Regions from separate parts of the Homo sapiens genome. Here all the other regions are linked to region 3. The links are chromatin loops, found by intact Hi-C in ENCODE. Cell type or tissue: IMR-90. All regions are shown on one strand.

Region 1 (8,000 bases), 400 kb before region 3:
TCGAATCTCTGATAATTGTGGAGTTTCCAGACCACTATGAGTTGTTTTTTTAAATTCCATCTTGCTTACATCATTGTTATTTGGGTTTTCCATTATTCACAGCTGAGTTGAATCCTAACTGATTCATGCATGCTGAGGAAAACATCTCCCTCCACAAGTCAGCACCCACAGGAAGAAAAGATGGGAGCCGTGGATGTGAGCGATGGGCAGGATAGCTGCCTGGCTCTCTACCTAGTGCATTGGTAAGCCGCCACCCCACAGTTGCAGGCAACCAGAGCACCAGAGCCTGTGGCAGCCCCACAGTGGTGGCAGCAAAATGAGAGGCACAGAGGGTGTTCACCACAGACAGTGCTGAGTGCAGCAGGGGCAGTACCAGTCACTGTTATTTCAGATTCTCAGTCACAGCTAAATCTACACCACACTATCAGAAAGGAGAGACAGCAGATCTTAATAATTCTTTTCCCCTTTGGGGCTCTAGTGCAGGGATCATCCAATGTTTCTGTAGAGGGCCAGGCAGCAAACATTTTAGGTTTCAAGGGCCTTACAGTCTCTGCTGCAATTGCTCAGCTCTGAGATTCTCCTGCAAGGGCAGTCATAGGCAACGTGCAAATGACTGGCCACAGTGGTTGCTACGATTCAAACGTGTCTCCTCCAAAATTCAGGTGTTGCCAATGTGAAGGAATTCAGAGGTGAGGCCTTTAAGAGATGATTAGGCTATGGGGGCTCCTCCCCCTTAGGTGGGATTAAGACCCTCATAAAAGAAGCTTCCGGCAGCATTTGGCCAGCTTACACTTCTGCAAGGGGAGCCGGGTGAGGACACGGCCTTTGTTCCTCTTGCCCTTCCACCTTGCAACACGGGACACTCAACGAGAAGTCCATCACCAGACACCAGATGCAGGCACGTTCATCTTGGACTCCCCAGCCTCCAGAACGGTGAGAAATACATTTCTATTCTTTATACATTACCTAGTCCCCGTTATTTTGTTCTTGCAGCACACACGAGTGGACTAAAATAGCTGTGTTCCAACACAACTTTACTCACAAAAACAGGCAGTGTTCTGCATTCGACCTATGGGCCAAAAGTCGCTGACCTCGGCTCCAGGACATTCCTCTAACTCATTTACACTGGTGTTGATTCAGGGCACTGAAGATAATGCGGATTTGTTCTACGTGCTCTGACTAACCCGTAATAAAAGTCTTATTTGAGTTGGTGGCGGTAGAGCCGGCCCTGGGGCCGTGGGTCAGAGCAAGCTTAAACACAAACTGCTTTCATCCTGGTGAGCTGCCCATACAACTCCCCATTTTAAATCTTGCCCTGGGCACTCCATTATATATCAGATATAATTAGTATAGTGAAAACATTATCAGAAATCCGCTACATCTTAGTTTTGGTGATTTTAGCCTTATTCAAGCCAATCCAAAGCAACCGTGAAACTTTGGAACCTTGTGAAAATATCAGCTCACGGCTCCACTAAAGGCACATGCAACAGCATAGGCTGGCAGTTAGCCAACAGTGACCCACAGATCAAATCTGGCCTGTTTTTGTAAATAAAGCTTTATTGAAACCCAGCACGTTCATTCATTCACACAGTGCCCATTCCTGCTTGTATACTACATTGGCAGAGTTGGATAGCTGCAGCAGAGACCATATGGCCAGCAAAACCCAAAATATTTACTCTCTGGCCCTTTGCAGAAGCAGCTTGCTGAAGCCAGGCCTAGGCAATTGTCAGGCTGGGAGCCAGTCTTGCCAGCAATGCCAGCCCCGCTGTCCGTGCCCACCACCCTGGGATCCCAGTCTGCAGACCCCTCATAGTCATTCATGTGGGAAACCACGGCCAGCCCCTCAATTCTCTTCCTCAAAGAGTCAACTACCCATGCATCCAACCCTCAGAGAGAGCCCACCAGGTGTCCCCAGAGGACCCCACTAAATAAAACTTTCCTTCTTGTGCTACTCGGCACTGTGTATGCATCTGGGCATTTTCTGGAATATTGTTTGCTCGCTATAAGAGCAGCAATGCATGACTGGGGACCTATTGAGACGCACAAAGATGAAAAGTTCCTCTCCAGAGAGGCTATGGAGGAATTAGACTCCTGTTGCTTACACTACGGCAGGGGATGCGCGTGGCATGCTGACATGTGTTTTCTGTGCGGCTCAAGTGAGTCTCGGCACCTCCAGGGTTTAGTGAGATGGCCCATCTGGGGTCTCTCTGCCTGAAAAATGGAAAAGCTCTAGAAAAAGCACTCCCACTCACAGAAGAGAGGCCAGGGAGCAAAAGTAGGGTTTATGGGTCAGGACGAAAGGGAAGCATGATTTTGTGTGAAGATGGTCTCTGTAATTCGGTGTCCTTTAACACAGCCCCCTGTGGACTCATACCTGAGTCCTGGCTGGAGGACTGCAGCAAAAGACAGGTGAAATAGAAATGAGCTGTCTTATCAGAACCTCCATACAACGATGAGAGCATAAGGCAGCAACTCTGAAGGATTTCTGCTGAAAGAGGATGCCAACAACAAGGAAAGAGACAGCCTGCTTAGAGAAGATATTTCCATTGTATAAAACGAGGGATTCACGTCTAGAATAAACAGAGCATCTAAAATTAATAAATCTTTTACAAAAAGTTAGTAGATGGTTTGCAAAAGGGGAAGTGCCAACACCCAACATGCAGAGATGCTAAAAGTCACTAGCAATGAACAGAAAAATATCAGAACGAAAAATTAACATCAGAACAGCACACAGGGGAAGGCAGGCCCCTCCCTGCCGCAGGAGAGGATGTGGGGGAACTGGACACTTGTGTGCTGTTGTTGGGCTATGAGTGCACCCTGGGAAGCAATCTGCAGGACTCTGGGAAGCTAAGTTTGCACACACCCATCACTCAGACCCACTCCCAGGGGCCATGTGGAGATTCTGAGACATGAGTCCAAGGGTCCATGCACAAGGATGCCCATTGAGGATGTAGAGGAAGAGGCCACCTAAGTGGTCGTCACTAGAGAAGTGGCTGCATAGGATGTGGTAGCACCCTCTGGAATACATATGGGTAGGAAGAGGCAGCGGGCTGGATGAATGGATCGTGCCAGGGATAGAGCCCAGACAGACGGTGCTTAAGGGAAGAGTGTGGGTGCCCAGGATATCATTCCAGTAGGCATCCACAGTCCATGGGGGGCTGTGTTAAGCACACACGGGCACAAGTGCACACACACAAGTCTACACATTCTACACAGATCCCATCTTCATGCAAGTCCCCAGAGACACAGTCTGAGATGGGATTTGGGTGTGTGTGATGCGCTAAGGGAAGCTTCCAGGAGAACGGAGGTAAGGGAGGGACCCAGAATAGTGCGAGGCTGCAGCTCAGCGAGAACAAGGGTTTGGAGAAAGTCTAGAAAGATCCCCTGGAGCTCTGACGCATCCCAGCTTGGACTTCGCCTTGAGGTAAGGGGACTGGCCTTTTGTCCCCTCTATCAGACAAGCACTGGCTTGGGGACTCCCCCGCACCCAGCGGTGTGCAAAGTCTCAGCCTGGCAGCTCCCTTCAGCAAGAGCGGCCGTCACCATCCCCAGCCCCCGCAGCTGTGAGCTGTCTGCAGCCAACGCTCAGGGCTGCAGAGTGTCAGGTTCACCACCTGGCAAGGGGGTCCAGGTGGGGCTCCATTCCCATCTCCCGCAGGTACAAACACTTGTTGAATATGTTCGAGTAGGTACCAATGGAGGATGGGGACATGGAGAGGGGGCTGCAAGGAAGGACAAAACTACAGAAAAGGTAGCGGTAGCAGCATCTCAGAGGGCTAATGGGGATGTGCCAGGGACAGGAATGCGATTAAGTCGACCCTGAACCTAAGCCCCTCCTTTGTAACTTGTACAAAAGAGGAAGGCACACACAGGGACGGACCCCGGAGCTTGCAGCGTGTCCGGGAATCTGATAGAAACGAGGATGGACCCCCGCCCCCTGCTGGCAGGCAGCGCAGCGCACTTTGCAGGCGGCGAAGAGGCAGTGGCTCTGGCACTGGTTTGTTTGTGAACAAAGAATCCAAAGAATTCAAATCCCCTTTCTGCAAAGTAGAGTAACTATAGCCACAAAACAACTGATCACAGAGGTGAATAGAACCACAAAGCAGGGAGAATTCTAAGCTTCCCTCTGTGTCATCGGCAGGGCAAAGGCAGAGGGAGATGAAACACAGGCACAGCGGCTGCGCTGCAGGAGAGGAAGGCTGGAAACAGCAAACCCCAAATTTTCGGGAACCACAAATGAGTCTAGGGCTCTCATACAAAAATAGATTGCTGCACAACAGAGGGAAGAATTCAAATAGAGACGACTCACATGTGTGTGTCAGGGTGGGGCTATCTCAGCTTTTGTGTGGGAAGCCACTGCAGCTGGTGGTGGCTCTGCCTTGCCCAAGTAAAGCAGAAAGCACTCAGCAAGCCTGGGGCCACACATGCACGTGCTCTGGTGCATGTATGCAGGCACACATATGTACATGACTGCATATGCACACATACATGCAGTGACAGGTGCAGGCGCACACATACATGCAGTGACAGGTGCAGGCACACACATGTGAGAATTTTCTTCTCTTAGTCAAGCTTTGCCTCTTCTGCCTAATGGAATGGCTTTTGGGACCCCTCCATCTCAAAAAGATCTCGAGATAAACAATTCCTTAGGCTTCTACCCACAACTGTTCACTCCTAAGAGCTTAGACACAGGCCAGGGGACTGGGCCCAGGAATCCACCTTTGAAAACACCACAACAGATTCTTCATCTCCTACCAACTCCCAACCCTGCACACACACTCCTTACATTCTCTGCCCAGCCTCAAAAATCCCACATGCAAACAAATGTCTGTGGACCTCTGGTGTGCTTGTCCTCTCGGTCACCAGGCCTGCCCCGACCCGACAAGATCCCATTAATCCACAGAGCTTAGGCCAGTAAGTCTCAAAATGCAGCAGCAGCACCTGGGAGCTGATTAGAAATGCCAGTTCTCGGGACCAGACTCTTCTGGAGTTAGGCCCAGGAAGAGGCGTTTAAATAAGCTCTCCACATGCACATTAAAGATTAAGAATCCCTGCCTTAGGCCACACCTTACCCAGCAAAGGAGAGGGCCACTAAGCACATAGGCCCTACCCTCAGGGAGTTCCAATCTGATGGTGATAGGTCAGCTTCGCTAGAGGCCAAACCTGAGCCAGGCCTCGGAGGCACAGAGAGGATGGAGCACTGTACCCACTGGAAGGGAGGGGGTAGCCAGGACCCTCAGCCTGACCCCACAGAGAGCTCAGGAACAAGGAACTGCACCCCATTTGCACAAGGAGAGCAGCCTTTGTCCCATGCCAACCAGTCATTGACTGTGGGCTGCCCACCCCACTAGGGGTGCTGTGAAGCCTCCTGGGTGAGGCAGCTCTTGTTCCACAGGGGAAACTTCTTAAAGAGGACAGCCGTCTGAGCTGTCAGCAGCCCAGACTCACAACAGCTGGGGACACCAGCCCAGGAAAGGGGACCTAGGAGGGGTCCACTCTCTATTTAGCAGCCTCTGGATCCCTGCAATGTCTCAAGCCTTTAGAGTGTCTGAACCTAGGACTGAGTGCAGAGAAATGGGTCATGATTGAGGTTCCTGAGTGTTTCCTAGGGCTGCTGGAACAAAGTCGCACTAAAGAAGCAAACATTTCTGTTTAAAACAAGAGAAACCTATTCTCTGTTAGTTCTGGAGGTCAGAAGTCCAAAGTCAAAGTGTCAGCAGAGCCACACTCCTCCAAAGTCCCCAGGGAAGGATCCTCCCTGCTTCTTCCAGCTCCTGGCAGCTCCCAGCAGTCCCTGGTGTCCCTTGGCCGGTAGATGCCTCACTGCCAGCTCTGCCTCCATCATTGTGTGGCTTTCTCCCTGTGAGTCTGGGTCTCTGTGTGTCCTCTCCTTTTTTTATAAGGACACCAGTCATTAAGTTCAGGCAACACCCTAATCCAGCAAGATCTCATCTTGATCCTTAACTAATCACATCTGCAAAGACCGTTTCCAAACAAGGTCACATTCACTGCCACCAGGGGCTAGAATTTCAACACATCTTTATGGCAGACCATTCAACTCACAGCACTGAGGATGAGTTAGGAGTCCCACAGGGGCCACCACAGCCTAGGCCAACACTGCAGGGAACTCAGTGTTGGTTTATTGACAAGAAGCTACTGAAATAAAACACTGAGGCCAACTTTCAGAGGCTAAAAGAACAATGACCACCTGGGGCCAACTGGCCTTAAAAAAAGGATAGTTAAGCTGGAAGGGACAGTTCCTTCTACTAGCTGCACTTCTCAGTAGCGCTGGTGGAGTTTGGCTCCACAAAGGTGTCAAGCAACCTGCAAACCCCACAGCAATGGCCATCCCACATGGGGAGCAAGACTGGAGGCGCTTCTGTGGTTGGAGGAGTAGCTGTGGCTCACTGAGCCAGATCCTGTTGTGAAATAGTACCAAGTGGCTTTCCTTCTCTGGAACTCTTTTCCTTGTCTCTGCCCTGCAGTGCTTCCTCCACTAAAGCAAAACCGCAAGTCTGAGGCCTGTGGCAGCAGGGAAGAGCTGACCCAATGAGGAAGCCAGTACATGTATTTAAACTCTGGAACTTGGACCTTTGGAGTGAATTTCTGGCAATTGAGACATGGTCTTAATTGGTCTTGGAGGCATGGTCTTAAAGACCATGATTTTCATTTATAAAATCCAGACAGGTGAGAGGAAAAAGATCTTTTGTTGTATTTCAAGAAACATCAAGAGCCAGCCAGGAGGGTCCCAGAGCAAAGAGCTCAACAAACCACGGCACATGGTGAGGACAATAGCCCTCCTGGGTGGGAGCTGCAGATCTCACAGGAGGGAAGCAAGCAAGGTGAGAGGAGGGGGAGGCCTGCACCCTCCCTTGAGATCACACCCAGCAGGTTTGAGGGCTTGAGGGTCCAAGAGCAGAACTGATTTTCCTGAATATCCAGGAGGAAGCTGCCTCCTGAGCCACATATGGTGGTGTATTATATTAGGCAGGCCCTCCAGAGAAACAGATAGGGGATATACACACACAGAGATGACTGACAGATAGATAGATAGATAGATAGATAGATAGATAGATAGATAGATAGATAGATAGATAGATAGATAATACAGTATTGACTCATTCAATCGTGGAGACTGAGAAGTCCCATTATATGCCACCTACAGCTAGAGACCCAGGAGTCAATGGTATAGGTCAAGGCCTGAGAAGCGCAGAGCTGGTGCTGTGATTTCCATTTCAAGTCTGAAGGCTGAGAACCACGAGTGCTGAGGATGGAAGATCAAAGTCCCAGTTCAAGCAGTCAGAAGAAGACACAGAGAAAGAACCCTCCCTTCCTCTACCTTTTTATTCTACTCAGGCCTGCAACAGATTGGGTGGCCTGCACCCACATTGGAGAGGGCCATCTGCTTGACTCAGTCCACCAATTCAGATGCTAATCTCTTCCGGAAACACCCTCACAGACTGTGGAGAAAGAATGTTTGGTGAGATATCTGGACGTCCCTTGGCCCAATCAAGTTGCCACATAAAATTAACCATCACAGTTGGTTCCTATAATGCAGAAATGGGAGCAGAGATGATTCAGGCAGACAGGATGCCGAGAGGACCCATCCTCCCAACACCCTCACTCCTGCAGGATGTGGAAACCCAGAAGTCCCCAAACGTTGGATTCGAATGCCAAAGGGAGCTGAGAATTGAGGGCTGGTGTGCCTGGTAGGGAGGTGACCATGATGTAAGGCCAGGGACTATGTGGGCAGCCCAAACTAGGAACTAGACAAAGTCATGGCTGAATCTGCAGAAGCTGAGCTAAGAACTGGGTGGGGACAGAGCCAACAAGGATGAGTGCCCAGCTCTCCTGGACCAATTACAGCCTGTTGCCCACTGGCCCGAGGTCAACTCCCAGACCAGACATTTGCCTCCTTGCCATGTTTGCTAGAACACAGATCACCTTAGGGAAAAAGAAAGGAGTAGAGGAACTTGGAATCCTAAAGTAATTGAAAGATA
Region 2 (8,000 bases), 650 kb before region 3:
CTAGCAAGCTCTGACATTCCACCTCTGAGCAGGCGCTGTGTTAATTCACACATTTACTTAGGGCATTGTCGGAGCTGGATTTGATGCCATCCAGGTGACAGGGATGGGTGGAACAGGAGATGTGGTATAAGAAGGGAAACAGAGAGAGACAGAGGGAGGCCAAAGATCCATCATGTATTTAATCGCTGGTTTCGAAGCATTTAGATTTTCAGTCTCACACTTTCCATTGGAAATGGGGTAACAGAGAATTCACAGCCCTTCCACAGGATGGCATTAGAAGCTTGGCCGTGGGGAACAATTCAGGTGAATTCAGAACAATGTTGAGCTGGAGCTGGAGGCCTCTTGAGAACAGAATGGCCCTCACCTGCTGCAGCGGGAAGTAGGTTCCCCTGCAGCAAAACGAAGGCCGCTAGGCAGCAACTCACAACCCTGATGCATCAGAACAGTCTCTGCTCCTGTCTTGGGGAGCCCATGAGAGACCAAACCCCTCACCACAGGCCCCACCAGGACAGGGAGCGATGGGAGGACAAAGCATCCCCACCTTTGCTAACACTGGAACAGCGGTTAACTTCAGGGCCTGGAAACTGATTTATCTCATCAAGGAGCTTACAGAGAGTTTCACAAGTAAAGTGAAAAAAAGCAATATAAAAACAGGTGCGTACATAGATATAGGTATAGATGATACAGATACAATCTGGCCAGTTTTGTATAATATGTCATATGCAAATACAAAATGCTATTTGCCTGTACAAAATATATGTGTTTCTTGAAAAAGCAGAGTAAGATCCAAGAGAAGATAATGATTGATTCCTTTTGTACTTCTGTATTTATAAATCTTCTACAATGAAAATTACATTTGTAATCTTTGCAAATGGCCTTTAAAAAATAATGTTCATAAAGGCACTAAGTTAATGTATGCTTATAAAAGTGTATGGTTTTTTTCAGAGAAATTTATACCTCACTGAAAGGTGTAAGACATTATGTAAAATGAAAGGTTATCTAGTCTACAACACAGACCTTCCAGGACAGAGGAGCCAAATATTATAACAGGAGTAAAAGTGATACAAATAATAATTGGTTTAATGATGGCCTCTAGAACTTTTTCTAGTCCAGAAATTTATGTTGACCCTTACCTTTGGCATTGGTGTTCTTGACCTTAAAAAGACACTATAATATTCTGCATGTCAAATTTAGCTATAAGAAAAATCTCAGAAACTTTAAAAAAAAATCCCTGTAGGGATAATTCTAGAAAATATATGATACAAAAATATGATGCATGCATGCTGTTAGTTCAAGAAATGGTTGCTATTGAACCATACTAGAAGTATCAGACTTCTAGGCCATTCTAGTCTAGAAGCACCAGACTACGAGCTCCTGTGTGCAGAAGTGTTTGACACTCTATGCATCACTTTCTGGTCTAAGAGGTCCTTGCAAACTCATCCATTTTTGCATCTGCTGTGTGCCTGTTGCTGAGTTCTAAGGAATTGCTAGTTTCTCTAGTCCGTTTTGGACAAAACCTCCCATGAAACAGTCAGCATGTCATCTGCCAAGAAGGCGCGTCTCCCCCAGAAGGACCCTCTCTGCCCTCAGCAGGGCTTTATGACAGCAGACTGTCACTGCATGGTTGGTGGAGGGAATCCGAAGATTGGGGTCCAGGGAAATAGGAGGAGACAAAATGGATTCATTTACTTTTTGCACCTTTTGTAGCAATCAGCATTTTTTGGTTTGTTTTCACCTTGGTCTATGGCCAACGATCCTGTGATGGTGTCCTGAGGTGGGTACTGTTTCAGCGTGGTTTGGAGGTGACGGGACATTGTCCTCCACCAGCTGCTGGTCAGGTCAGACCTTCTTCAAGGCGCTGTTGGTGTGAGATTGACCATGGGCAGAGGGCCACTGAGAAAAACAAAAACTAAATAAGCAGGACCTGATGGAATCCAAAACCTCCCTTTTTAGCTTATAAATCAATTTAAAGTTATTTAATTTAAATGGGTAAAAAATATATGTCTGTCTGCATGGGTGAGGAGACAAACCTATCAATTCAAACAGGATTCTGATCCACTATTTTTATCTGGTAGGTCTTCTTTCATGATCATCTTTGTTTCACAACTGAGTGCACTGTAGTCAATTTAACAGTAAATATTTTTGCTCTTTTTCACCTCTTTGTTAAGTTGTAGATGCCAAATGCATAAATGACTGGAAGATTCACCTGTGATATACACGGTGCTGTTTTATGCATAAAAGCAGTAGGAATGGGCCTCTGTGTAAAACTTCAATGCCCCCTTATTTTTCCCACAATGAAAGAGATGTCTTGGAAGAACTTTCAAGGCTTCTTGCCCGCACTCTTTCCTGGCCTGTCTTAGGATCCCGCAGACCAGCCTCTACGCTTCTGTTCATGCTGTTCCACTGCCTGGCCCTCCCTTTCCCCACTCACTACTTGGAGAATAATCATTCAAGAGCAAATAAAACATCCCCTCTATCTTTCCAAGACTTCTTTCAAGTAAACAATTACTCCCTAATCTACTTCTCCATAATTTTATTTAAACTTCTCTGCTAGTTATTATCATATTATGGGTTAAGTATAGCAATTGATCCCCAAAGAGAGCGAATTTTCTGGGGCAAAGGACTCTGTGGGTCTTATTTCGGTCTGTGACTTCTAGCCCAATGCCTGGCCCCAATTACACTGTGGCCTATGGTGGCCCCTAGCTCTTGCTGTGGGTTTAATTGTGGGTGGATGCTCATAGCTGTGACTTTTCCCAGACTCATCTGTTTCTTTCCTGGTGAGACTTTGCCCCAAGGGCTGCTGTGAGCCAAGCGTCTTCCGCAGTCTTCCCTCCCTGTGTTTTGAGCTGTTCCCCAGCCTCTCATGACAGTGCTGCATTTATCTCACTGTTAGTCAGTATTCTGAATCTGCAATCACCACCAAAACAAATGCACCATCTAAATTACTGTTATCATCTAAGAACTTAAGTTTATATGCAACAAAGGTATATGTGTATGTGTCAAAAAGTATCCCTGGAGAAGCAGGACTTTTGATCCTGCCAGACTAAACAAATTCTTTGCACTGAAGGTGTTATGAGAAATCATGAAATCCCACCACCTACAAGGTTTTCTTGGATTTTCAGGATATCGGTATTGGCCACCACTTCTTCAAGAGCCTCACACGTTGCCTGCTATGTCATTCGGATGCTCTTGACCCAAAAGTGAGACTCTAGGGCTAAATAAACAGCATGCATATCCCAAAGCACAAACATGAATTTTATTAGTAGTTAAAATGACCACAATGGAGATTTGAACTTTAACAGTTTCTTCTCATTTCAGACAAAGTAGATATTAATGATAAATATCTAGGTATACATTTACATAGTTAACATGTAAATAATATGTGAGTAAAATAGCACTAACCTCCAAGAAGAAAATAATACCCACACCTTCAGCGTGCCTCCTTCTAGAGAGATTCATAGTTACAACTTACATCTGGGCATATATCCTTTCAGATGTTTTTCTGTTAGAGGCCATATCAGACAGCAAAATTCATAAGGTCTTATAGTTAGTAAGTGTATTTCCACTGATGTAGAACTCCGGTCTCTTGAGTCTTCAGAGGTGGGCTCCTTGTATTTTATGGGGCTCTCATCTTCAGGGTGCTGCCTTCCTCCCCATGGTCACGATTCTGGCTCTTCACATCCACAGTTCAGGAGCAGAAATGGGGGAAAGAAGACAGGAGTATCCTTTCCTTTAGGACCCCACCCAGAAGTTGCACACATCACTGTTACATCCCTGTGGCCTAGACTGGCTCGTAGTGGCACCAGAGCTGCGAGGGAGGCTGGGGATTGTAGTCTTTTGTGACAACTATGACCCTAGGTGAACCTTGGGCATTCTCTTAATAAAGAAAAAAAGGCATGTAGTGGCCCATTCAGGGTGTGCAGTGAGTAGGGGGCTCTCCTTGTGAGGAGGAGTCTCTTACCAGTGAAATCGTGTAGCATTGTCTGCACATGGTAGTGAACAAAAACCCAACTTGTATTCATTTCATTACCTGTACATTCCCTGCAAAGAGTGCAGCCTCTTATTACCTGCCCCCAGGTGACAGCCCCCACTGCCCACTTTGGCACACCACTGATGGGCGGGAAGGTGTAGGCACAAGTCTGCTCTATGTCACTTTGCTGACCACTTTATGACAGCTTATCATTTGACACAGACTGACTTTTTTCCTTGCCAGTAAGCAGTTCTTCACACTGGAATGAGGAGGAGCTACTGTGAATTCCATGGTAGAGGAATACCATGACGTGGCGAACCAATCCCCTATTCCTAGAAAATCAGGTTGCTTCCAAGTTTGTACTAATGTAAACTGTAATGAACATCTGTGTAGTTAAATCTCACCTACCCCCTTAATCACTTCTTGAGAGTGCATTCTTAGAAGTGAAATAGCTAGACCAAATGCATGCTTTTAAGACTCTCAATACGCAAACCAGAATTTATCTTAATCACTCTAAATGTCAGTGACAGTTTCTGTTCGTGGACTTGATTTTTTATTATCACTTCATGCATCTGCTCCTCATGACATTTGGATGCTCCTAGGCTTTCATTTCCTAATATCACAGGTTGTTTTTCTTTTTCTTCCAGACAGTTTTCATTTTCTCATTAGTAACCATACTCTTTCTTTTGCCGCTTAATATCATTTCCTTTCTAACCATCTGCTTCTTTCAGCTGCCGCCCGTTCCTCTTGGCTGGTTCGAGTACAGTCTCCCTCGGCCTTCACCTCACCATATGCTGGGAGCTTGTTGACTCAAGGCATGATATTTCATGTCCTGGAAGCAACATATCTCATGAGCCTGCAAAGATCACGGCTGTGCATTTTTGCGCAGCAACTCTCGTCTGCCATTATCCATGGATGAACCATATTCTTCTACTTCTTTCTCACCTCTAGTGGAAGATATAGCCCATCACCTAAAAGTGCTGCTATTTTAGTTTCAGTGAGTTTATAGACTTAAAACTCTGTTTCAGGTGTCTCGTTTAGTTTTCTTAATTGTATTTTATCTCTCAGCCTTCCACACCATCAATACTGTCTTTTACAACTTCACCAGGGCCTCTCGGCTTCGGCACTGGTCACATGTGGGGCAGCATACCTCTCTGTTCCAGGGAGCCGGCCTGTGCATTGCAGGGTATTTGCCAGCCTCCCTGGACTCTACCCACTGGATGCCAGTAGCACCTTCTGCCACAGCCATGACAACCAAAAATGTCCCCAGACATTGCCGCTTGTCCCCCTGGGTGTTAAAATTGCCCTGGTTGAGACCATTGGACTAGATTGTCCTTCGAAGGACATATTACCAAACATATAAACCAAGACCACAGGATTATCTGAAGGAGGTTGGCACGTCAGGGACAAAGCCCCTTTAGAAGGCAGTAACAGGGACGGCCATGTCCCAGGTTTCCCTAGATGTGGATGGCAAATTAGGAGCAGAGAGAATTCTAGATGAGCATCAGTGATGCCCCAGTTGGTTCCATCACAGTGACTTTGGGAAGGGACAGGCAGGCCCAGTCATATGGAGCAGCCTTGACAGCTGTCTTCTGTGGGGCACAGCACAGTGGCCGGCCTCGTGATGCCAGTCTGTGGAGTAGGCAGCATCACCAGCTTCACTCCTGAGGGATGTGTGCTCACCGGGCCCCGTGGCCCCCCACAGGAGGAGGTGCATCAGCAAGGCTATTCCTGAATCTCTTTTGCCCTAACGCTTTGTTCAGACAGCACCTCATCCTGCCTCTTTAATGCGGGTTTCTAATCTCTCAAATGCAAAGTCCCTCCTGTCTTTTGCAAGGAGAGCCTGGAGACAATGCAGTGCCACATAAATACAGCTAATTAGCCATCAACTCTATCCCCTCTTTGCACAGCCTCAGCCTCAGCTGCAGCCGAAGTCTTCTGAACAGCTCCTGGGGGATTCAGACACCCGCACTACCGTTTTCTTTGAAATTCCTAAGAATCAACACAAAGAATCATTTCTCGCTGGCTTTTTACAGTTAACTGGAGTTTTTGAATACCCATCACCTCTATCCTTCCACCTTTAACCCCCCAAAAGCTGGAAGTGGCCATGAAACACTGTAAAGGCAAATTATGTAATAACTCTGCTGTTCAAAGCAAGCCAAGCAAGAGTGGCAGACGGTGGATGGACTTGGGTTTTTATTGTTGCTTTTTAAAGTACATAGTGCTGGCTGCAGCTTAATTAAACCAAACCCTGCTTGAGAGAACATTCTCTGACAGTTTACCTACTTAGAGCCATCTTCTCTTCCTACATTTTGCAATGTGTGACTTCCCCTGAGAGGAAAGAGTGGGATCTTAAAATCAGAATGTTTCCCTGATGCTGCAGATCTGCTACCTTTATCTTGCAGCATCTCTGGTCTGTTGTTTATTTCACTGAAATATCTTAAAAAATGAAAGTGAGCCTGCACATATGTAATGACTGTGATGCTCCCTAATTAGTAGAGAAATCTAGGTGATAGAGGTGCATTCCGCTGGTGAAGCCAGCCTTTTCTGTTTATGTTCTGAAGATACGACTCAGCAGTAAAAGGTCTTTTCTGCACACAAACTTGATTGGCGGAGACTGTATGAAGCCTGTGACAGGTGGAAAGAGGAGCTGTGTATTTTAGCACTTCTCCTGAAATGGAAATCCTTCTCCATACTCCCTGACTGCTCCTTGTTGGTGTCTCCTCAGTACCCAGCCCAGTGCATTGGAGATCAGAGACTAGGGCAGTTGCAGGATGGCTCACAGAGAAGAGTCTTGTAAATTGTCCTGTAATTCTTCTCATTCATTAGGGGGCTTTTATGAATGTGATAATTAGAGTACTCCTGTGACTCTCTATAACTTAAAGAACCCCATGTTTACAAAGTCTTTTTTTTTTTTAATATAGTATGTTGACATCTTTACTTTCAGGGGTTTTTTTGTTTTGTTTTTTGCTTTTGAGACAGTCTTGCTCTGTCACACAGGCTGGAGTGCAATGGCGCCATCTTGGCCCACTGCAAACTCCACCTCCTGGATTCAAGTGATTCTCCTGCCTCAGTCTCCTGAGTAGCTGGAATTACAGGTGTGCGCCACCACACCCAGCTGATTTTTGTATTTTTGTAGAGGTGGGGTTTCACCACGTTGGCCAGGCTGGTCTCAAACTCCTGACCTCAAGCGATCTGCCTGCCTCAGCCTCCCAAAGTGCTCGGATTATGGGCATGAGCCACTGTGCCCAGCCTACTTTCAGGTTTTTATCCCTAAGTTACGTCTTTCTCTTCATATAAGGAGCAAATGGCTTCCACTCTTTCATTCTCAAACCCAACTGAGATAGAACTCTTTTAAATAGACCGGGTGCGGTGGCTCATGCCTGTAATCCCAGCACTCTGGGAGGCCGAGGTGGGTGGATCACTTGAGGTCAGGAGTTCAAGACCAGCCAGGCCAACATGGCGAAACCCCGTCTCTACTAAAAATACAAAAATTAGCTGGGTGTGATGGAGCACACCTGTAATCCCAGCTACTCAGGAGGCTGAGGCAGGAGAATTGCTCCAACCCAGGAGGCAGAGGTTGCAGTGAGCCAAGATTGTGCCACTGCACTCCAGCCTGGGTGACAGAGTGAGACTCTGTCTCAAAAAAAAAAAAAAAAAAAAAAAAAAAAATCTTTTAAATAGAATTTAAGCCCTGCATGGAAGCAAAAGTATTTAAAGCAAATCCAAAGAAAGGCTTTTTTCCTTTTCTTTCTTTGTAACATACACATTGAGCACAGCCCCACGCATATGTTATTTCCTTCCTAAGCAGACCTTTTTTTACAGGGGCCATTATGTATGCTCTGTGCCGATGGTGACCATATCAAAAAGCATCATGTCTAAATTTCAGCAGTCCCTTAACCTTCTATCTTGGGAAGCTTGATATCCTCTTTTTTTTCCAAAAATTTTTGAGCATTACCTTCTTAATGAAAGAATACATATTTTCAATTCTATACAGTTTTAGAAATGGAATGACAGAAACTGTTGGCTG
Region 3 (8,000 bases):
GGGCTGTGCTTCCAAGGGAAGCGCAAGAAACAAACACAGGAGGGCCAGGGTGGAGCACCATCCTCACGGGGGAGCTGCAGATGCAGGGAAAGGGCCGCTGCAAGCCAGGCCTGGACTGTCCAGCTCCACAGTGGCTGTGTCAGGAATAAACCCCACATCCTCAGGGACAGGAAAGGGCTCTGAGGCCGCTCCAGGCTATGGGACAAAATGAGCCTTCCCTACAGAACACCATGGTCAGAGCAAGGCTGATAACACAGCCCGCTGTCCTCCTCTGGGAGTGAGAATAATGACAGTCACCTCGTGTGGTTACTGCGAGGAGCAGACAGACACCTTGGCCAGGCCCAGAGGGGCTCAGCAATCACCCAAGTCACCCAGCCAGGACTGGAGCACAGCCGGTGGGCCTCTGAGCTCACCCCAGTGACTACTCCATTTTATTATGTCTAGCAGCCGCCAGGCGGGCTCTGGGAACAAGACCTGGGGCACAGACGTCGCCTATCTGAGGACCCAGATATTTGGCTGCAGGAGATGGAGCCCTGAACAGAACTGATCTCCCTGTCCCCAGCGGCCTGATGGGGCAGTTCCTCCCATTTCCACCCCCTTCCCATGCCAGCAGTGCTGGTGGCGGCTGCACCTGATGCTGCCGAGGTGGACGGCACGGTTAGGGGGTGAGTGCAGCTCCCAGGGCAACATGATGCTCTCTCTAGGAAAAGTGCAGAACCTGCTCCGTGGAGCTGCAGGCACCGCTCCAGGACCACTGCACACGTGGCTCCTCTAAAAGACTGTCCCCAAGACAGGACTTGCTCAAAGCCGAGTCGTGTATTTCACAATCCATGTTCCTTGCTTGAAACTCTCAAAGACATGTTGTTATGATGGGATTTGCTTTTACACTGGACACAAATGGAAGTCCGTCACCACCGTGTGCAGGACTGCGGGGCCTCAGGAAGGATGAGTCGGAAAGGAAGGAGTTGGCGTGGATGGAGCAGGCAGATGAGATCTGTGTAACGCGCCGTTCCAAGGCTTCAGAGGAAGCGGTATTTAAGGAAAAATACATCAAAACACTCGAGCATCACTTCCTCTGCAAAGGCGTGATGACACTACCCATGTCAACGTTTCTGACAATAAGATCTGCAGCAATTTTTATATCCAGAAGGATTCATAAGGCAACTTGCTCCATCTTGTGCTGCGAGTCACATTTCTTAACATTTGTTTCTCAATTCCAAAGGCCTGTGGGTGGCACAGTCACTTGCACAACAGCCAAAAGACCCTCTCCTTGGCATGGCTGCCCCATGCTGCCGTCTGCTGTGTGGCTGATTTATTCTCCCATGTGCGATATGTGCTGGGCAGAGGTGACTGGCAAGCTGCACTTATTTTTTTGTTTGTTTTTTTGAGATGGAGTTTTACTCTTGTCACCCAGGCTGGAGTTCAGTGATGCGATCTTGGCTGACTGCAACCTCCGCCTCCTGGGTTCAAGCGATTCTCCTGCCTCAGCCTCCTGAATAGCTGGGGTTACAGGTGCACACCACCATGCCCAGCTAATTTTTGTATTTTTAGTAGAGACGGGGGTTTCACTATGTTGGTCAGGCTGGTCCCGAACTCCTGACCCCAGGTGATCCACCCGCCTTGGCCTCCCAAAGTGCTGGGATTACAGGCGTGAGCCACTGCACCCAGCCAAACACTTAGTTTTTAACCAAGTATTTACACCTGATCCATAATCTGAAATTCAAGTGGAGATGAGTGAAGAGCACAGGCACGAGGGCACCCACTATTTTCCGGGCATTTTCGGCATGCCAACTCTGTGGGGTTTTTCAGTTTCCAAATTATAGCTGCTCTCATGATGATATGAGGCCCCTCAACAGTCACCTCACACCTCCCCAAGGGCACCTCTCAGCTGGCATGGAAATGAAAATAGGCCCGTTTTACACAGAATCAGAACAAAGGAGGTCCCCCTCTGAGGCACAGCTGCCTGTGCTGGGGGTAGAGACTGGACTTCCAGTGAAGCTGTGCCTCTGACCCAGCACTGGTTTTTAAAAGCCTCTGACCCAGCACTGGTTTTTAAAAGCCTCTGACCGAGCACTGGTTTTTAAAAGCCTCTAACCCAGCACTGCGTTTTCAAGAGCTTAAGGGCCTTTTCATCGAATTCTATTATCCTCTAGAGTTTCCTAATTTAAAACCATTTCTGGGGCTGACAGCAGGTAAGGGTAGGAGGCCCTGAATGGGAAGGAGCAGTTCACCCCGTGGCTGGGGTGTGATATCCTGTGCAGGACAGGGATGGGGAGGCCACAGCGGCCCGCATCAGCGGCCCATGGGAATCTCCAGCGGACAGGGCAAGGTTGGTCAGGGGAGCGTGGCCCCTGCCTCTTTCCCACAGAGGGAGGGACATGAGCAATCAGGGGAACTGGAGCTGGGGCCAGGGGAGTCAGGAGCCTGAGCGGCTCCTTCGTCTTCAGGGACAGCTTCCTAAACACGCCTGTGGCCTCAGGCTCCCACTGGGGGGTGGGGGCGTGGCTGTGTCTTCTTCTCACGGGCTGCAGGGGCTATGAGGAATTCTGTTGGCCTTTCTTGGTCACTTCCGAATGGGCTTTCGAGCCCTAGCTGCGGAAACCTGGAAGGAAACAGCAGCGAGGAGTAAGCCAGGATGCAGCCTCTGTCACTGCCGCAGCGCAGGTGGCTGTCACATCGGACCAACAGGGAACCACCATAGGTCAGTCACTGAATCTGACATGCTGTAGCACAGCTGGATGGGGCGATGTTCTGAGAGCTCCAAAGTGTGTGTTGTCAGGAGGAGGCCGAGGTTGAATGCCTTCCAGGGGATGAATCACTTCAGGACACAAAATGATTTTGATGATCGTCCCGAGGAGTTGTTCTTCTCCGAGACAGGAAATCTCAGGCGTAAACTTGAATAAGGTGGTCCTAACCTGTGGGCTGCACATTCCTTGGGCTATGGAGCCACTAGGAGGAATCCTCCCCTCTCCCCACTTCCAAGTCACCTGTTGTGACTCAGCTTCTCTCTGCCTTGGGGCACCAGCCTGCAATCCTGATGGTGCCTTCCTCAAAGGGCTGTTGGGAGGATTCCAGAGAATACACACGCAGGGCTCTGTGCACTCCCGCACCCGGTTAAACCCTAGAAATCATGCCCACTGCGTGCACCGTGTTCAGATGGAAAACTGCGTTAGACACGTGTGCATCTGTGGTTGTAAACGAAGAATGATGCTTCTGTGACTAAGAAAGTTCAAATGCGTTTCAAAGCCTGACTAAAGTCAATGTGATTTGTTTTGATCATGACAGACTGACTCTGTCAGTGTCAGTATGGGGATGAAAGACTTGGTTCACAATTTTCTTATCTTAAAAAAAAAAAGATCTCCATGCTTAAAAGACAAAACAAAACATTTTGATCCACAGCTTTAATGCTCAGGATCATTAATGGCATTGTAGAAATGGAAAAATAAAAGTCAGCCAGGCTCTGTGGCTTGTACCTATAAATCTCAGAACTTTGGGAGGCCAAGACAAGAGGACTGCTTGAGCTCAGGAACTGAGATCACCCTGGGCAACATGGCAAGATACTTGTCTCTACAAAAAATAAAAAATTAGCTGGATGTGGTGCTGCATGCCTGTAATCCCGACTTGGGAGGCTGAGGTGGGAAGATCGCTTGAGTACAGGAGGTTGAGGCTGCAGTGAGCTATGACCATGCCACTGCACTCCAGCCTGGGTGACAGAACGAGACCCTGTCTCTTAAAAAAAAAAAAATTAAATAAAAGCCACAACATACAAATATGGTCATTTCACCATGCAAGCACATCAAAACATTGAGAAAGAGGACAGGAATCTCTTAACATCCAGATGGCAATTTAATGTCCTTGTTCACCTGCCTGGGGCAGCTCACAGTGCCCCTTAACCTGAATTGATAGCTTTTGATGTAATAAGTAGAGCAGTGTTCAGGGCTTCAAGGATATAACAGAACATCAGCTCCAAGAGTCTGGTGATGTTTGCCCGTTTTGTTCACTCCAGAACCTGCAGCACTTAGAACAGGGCCTGGCACAAAATAATGCACAGTAAACATTTGTGGAATGAATGGTATGTATGATTCAGAAATTGAAGCAGAGGTTTCCAGTCTTTTTAGAGATCTTCAACTCGATGAATTTGACTAGAGTGATTTCTAAGATAAATAAATGTAAACAGCACAGAGAGTACACCTGCCACAAGCCACGCCCCCGCCATAGATGCAGGGAGCAGGAACGACATCTATCCCGCTCACGCAGGCAGCGGCTAGCCACCAATTACACAGCATCCTATGTGAAATAAACTTCTGCAGGTGGTAATCCACTACAAATTATTCTCATCGCACTTCATTTCCTCCTTTTTGAAGGTATTTTTTTAAAGCATAAAAATGAACGCTTATGACGCTGAACGACATGAAGAAACCCCTCCTTGAATTCACAGCTTTGTGTTCTTAGCACACCTCCAAGCCACCCAGGGCCAACAAGGTCAACAACACAACTGTCCACACCAAGGCCTGGAGGGTCCGAGCACCTCCTGTCTACCCAGCGCACCCCGAGACAGGTGTTTGAACTCGTGCTCAGCACTCTGTGGGCCGCGGGAGCCAGGGCAGAGCAGGCATCCCTGGCAGCAGACATGGACCCCAGACGAGCACACGCTCCTCTGAGGGAGGAGAGGTCAGCTTCCACACTTGAACCTGACCCTGAGTCTACAGCCGCACTGGACCAGAGCAGAGGGTGGCTGTGGCTTTCTACAACCAGGAGAGGCCTCCAGCACCTATGGAAGGAGTCAAGGGCAAATCTGGAGTCCTGCTGGCAAAGGTGGCTCAAGTCAGGAGACAGGCAGGAACCCGCAGTGATGCACAGCATGATTCCTGGTGTCAATTTATTCTCTATGATAGGAAGAACCCAAAAGAATGTGTGCTGTTTGTGATGTCTCTTCCCCAGGAGTCAGCTTAGACGGCCAAGCTCTATCCTTAACACAATGTCTCCATCTAGTGTCACACACTCTACATGGACAAGAGGCCTTATTTTTCAAATCAGATTCAATTGTGTTTTAAATCTAGTGCTTAATTTTCACAATTAGGAAGGTGAAAACTATAAAGATGGATCCAAAAACATGAATTATTCTACTTTCTCATCATTTTAAAATCAAAATTTTACAACTAAGCTTAGAGGCAGAAACCACCAACATTAATTCAAACATTGCATACAATTTTATATTGTTAACATATCGATTTCAGGGCCGGGTGCAGTGGCTCACACCTGTAATCCCAGCATTTTGGGAGGCCGAGGCGGGCAGATCACCTGAGGTCAGGAGTACAAGATCAGCCAGGCCAACATGGTGAAACGCTGTCTCTACTAAAAATACAAAAAATTAGCCAGGCGTGGAGGTCCATGCCTGTAATCCCAGCTACTTGGGAGGCTGAGGCATGGAAATCACTTGAACCTGGGAGGCGGAGGTGGCAGTGAGCCCAGATCGCACCACTGCACTACAGCCTGGGTGACAGAGCAAGACTCTGTCTCAAAAAAAAAAAAATACACACACACACACACACACACACAGACACACACACACACACACACACACACATATACTTTAGGCTGGGTGCAGTGGCTTACACCTGTAATCTATAATCCCAGAACCTGAGGCTGGTAGATCACCTGAGGTCAGGAGTTCAAGACCAGCCAGGCCAACATGGTGAAACCCCATCTCTACTAAAAGTACAAGAATTAGCTGAGCATGGTGGTGCATGCCTGTAATCCCAGCTACTCGGGAGGCTGAGGCAGGAGAATCACTTGAACCTGGGAGGTTGCAGTGAGTCAAGATCACACCATTGCACTCCAACCTGGGTGACACAGTGAGACTCCATCTCAAAAAACATATAGCTAGATACAGATATAGATAGATAGATTAGATAGATAGACAGATAGATAGATAGATAGATAGATTTCACAGAGTTCCAGATTAACAAAGTGACATAAAAATGTCTCCAATAATTAAAAGTATTTGCCTTTGTCTATCTTGATAATACCCCTGAGACACTCCCCTGGTGCCATCTGCACCTGTCCTTGCTACTGGAGGGTACCATGCCTGCCAACATCCAGGCCTTGGCACAATTAGCCCGGGGCTGACAGGAAGCACCTCCATTGCCTTTGAGCAGTTACACAACAAAACTCTTGCTCATTCTACAGCCACACCACACCCGACTCCCTGAGGGCACGGAGCTTCCCACTGGGGCCATCTGCAGAGCTGGTGAACTGCGCCACACTCAGATGTGACATGGCGAAGGAAGGGAATGAACAACGTGGCCTGTGATGTACAGATGAATACATCTAGTCATATAATTTAGGATGAAAATTTCAGAAAATTACTGACAACACAAATGTCTTTTCATCAAGTCAAAACCAACTAAAATTCCACAGTGTACCTCTTGCGGGACACATAGAAGCATGTGTTTCAGAGGTCAGGAAGCGAGAAGCAGGAACTTCAGAAATGTCATTGCTTCAGGCCACCAGGCAGGGGGACAGGACATGGGAGGAGGCCACAGGTGGTTGGAAGTGACTGTTGGTGCATTAGTGGCCACATTGGGTAGCCTTGCGGGTGTTTACCACCACCCATTTCAAGTAATTTGTTTTAATGAAAATGGAATGAAAGAGCTCTGTGCATGGAGCAAAGCTGAGTGAGGGCTGTGAAGCAAGGACCAGTTATACACACTGGGGCCACAGACTGAAGGGAGGGGGGAAAATCAAATTGTTCATCTATGTAGTAAAGGGAGCTGGTTCTCCTTTCTCTGCCTCCTTTCTTCATAAGCTTCACATGGCAGATGCCTGGTTACTCTTCCTTCACCCAACCACCATGTCTCACAGCAAGACTTTAGCTGAGAAGACTGACTCTGGGTTTGCAAAGGAAGCCCTGCCAACATCATCCCAGCTCCAACCTCTCCCTTCTCGCCCCGACCTCCCAGGCTCGCCTCGTCACCTGGAGGATCATGTCTTATTCCTAAGTTGCTTGGCTTATACTCAAACATCAGCAAAATCTCACTGTATCTATTAGTTATTAATAATAGATTTCTAAGGCCGGCGCGGTGGCTCACGCCTGTAATCCCAACACTTTGGGAGGCCAAGGTGGGCAGATCACCTGAGGTCAGGAGTTCGAGACCAGCCTGACCAACATGGAGAAACCCCGTCTCTACTAAAAATACAAAATTAGCCAGGCATGGTGGCACATGCCTGTAATCCCAGCTATCAGCAACTCGGGAGGCTGAGACAGGGAATCGCTTGAACCTGGGAGGCGGAGGTTGCGGTGAGCCGAGATTGCGCCATTGTACTCCAGCCTGGGCAACAACAGCAAAACTCCATCTCAAAAAAAATGAATAAATAAATAATAATAATAGATTTCTACTAAAGTAGAAAATAATTGTATGCCTCTTTCCACAGATGAGCAAAACAGTTATCAGTTTACAAAATGATTTGTAGTTTTAAAAAGTCATTGATGCATTTTCTTCTAAAACCTAAATATATTTTAATAGTATCCATATCTTTCATCTACTATTAACTTTTAAATTGAGGCATTCATAAATAATTTCTGTAAATTAAAATAACTGTACACCTGAAAATATTAATATAATAGGCCTGGAGCAGGGGGAAATGCTTTTCTAAGACAAAGTTACTAAAGTGTTTCCTTTAGTTACTGAAACCTAAATTATTTTTAAGCTGGGACCATGATGACACAGAATTATTAATATGCTGTTTATAGGTACATACCCCACCAAGCATGCTGCATCCAAGCGCTAAAAAGTTTATCCACTTGATTTTGTTTTCACAAGGATCCAGTTGTAAGAGCGCTTTGAATTTTTCCTTCGGCAGGCACAAGTTCTTCCACTTCTGCTCAAGATCTGTTAATTCCACATACCGCTTGTGGTGACACTGTTTGGAAAACACAGCATGACAATTTATGTATGTTTTAAAACCTGGGAAACAATGAATGCTGTGAATATTCAACA

Evidence for each region. Peaks named below come from ENCODE experiments on the same cell type or tissue, not always from the same donor. Only the 100,000 strongest peaks of a DNase experiment are listed, where the experiment ranks them.
Region 1: it touches region 3 in a loop (9-fold over the local background); 13 of 110 quality-filtered maps call a loop at or near these places.
Region 2: it touches region 3 in a loop (14-fold over the local background); 2 of 110 quality-filtered maps call a loop at or near these places.

Annotation. Positions count from the first base shown.
Region 1 is chr5:10,853,154-10,861,153 of GRCh38, reverse strand. No RefSeq gene overlaps it. Among named protein-coding and RNA genes, the nearest start is that of CTD-2154B17.1, 70 kb to the right of the region's middle. In IMR-90, a CTCF peak has its summit at 3,950 (motif pointing left); DNase peaks (open chromatin) are centred at 63 and 4,033; H3K27ac peaks cover 487 bases.
Region 2 is chr5:11,102,613-11,110,612 of GRCh38, reverse strand. The region is part of intron 14 of CTNND2 (catenin delta 2); the gene reads left to right. Among named protein-coding and RNA genes, the nearest start is that of CTD-2154B17.1, 320 kb to the right of the region's middle. In IMR-90, no CTCF peak of the experiment used is centred here; no DNase peak of the experiment used is centred here; H3K27me3 peaks cover 369 bases.
Region 3 is chr5:10,449,875-10,457,874 of GRCh38, reverse strand. ROPN1L (rhophilin associated tail protein 1 like) reads right to left here. Exons shown (of 5, transcript NM_031916.5): 3 at 7,762-7,923. Among named protein-coding and RNA genes, the nearest start is that of ROPN1L, 12 kb to the right of the region's middle. RefSeq lists an enhancer at 1-182. In IMR-90, CTCF peaks have their summits at 44, 1,194 and 4,985 (motif pointing left); DNase peaks (open chromatin) are centred at 914, 2,804, 3,204 and 4,944; H3K27ac peaks cover 587 bases.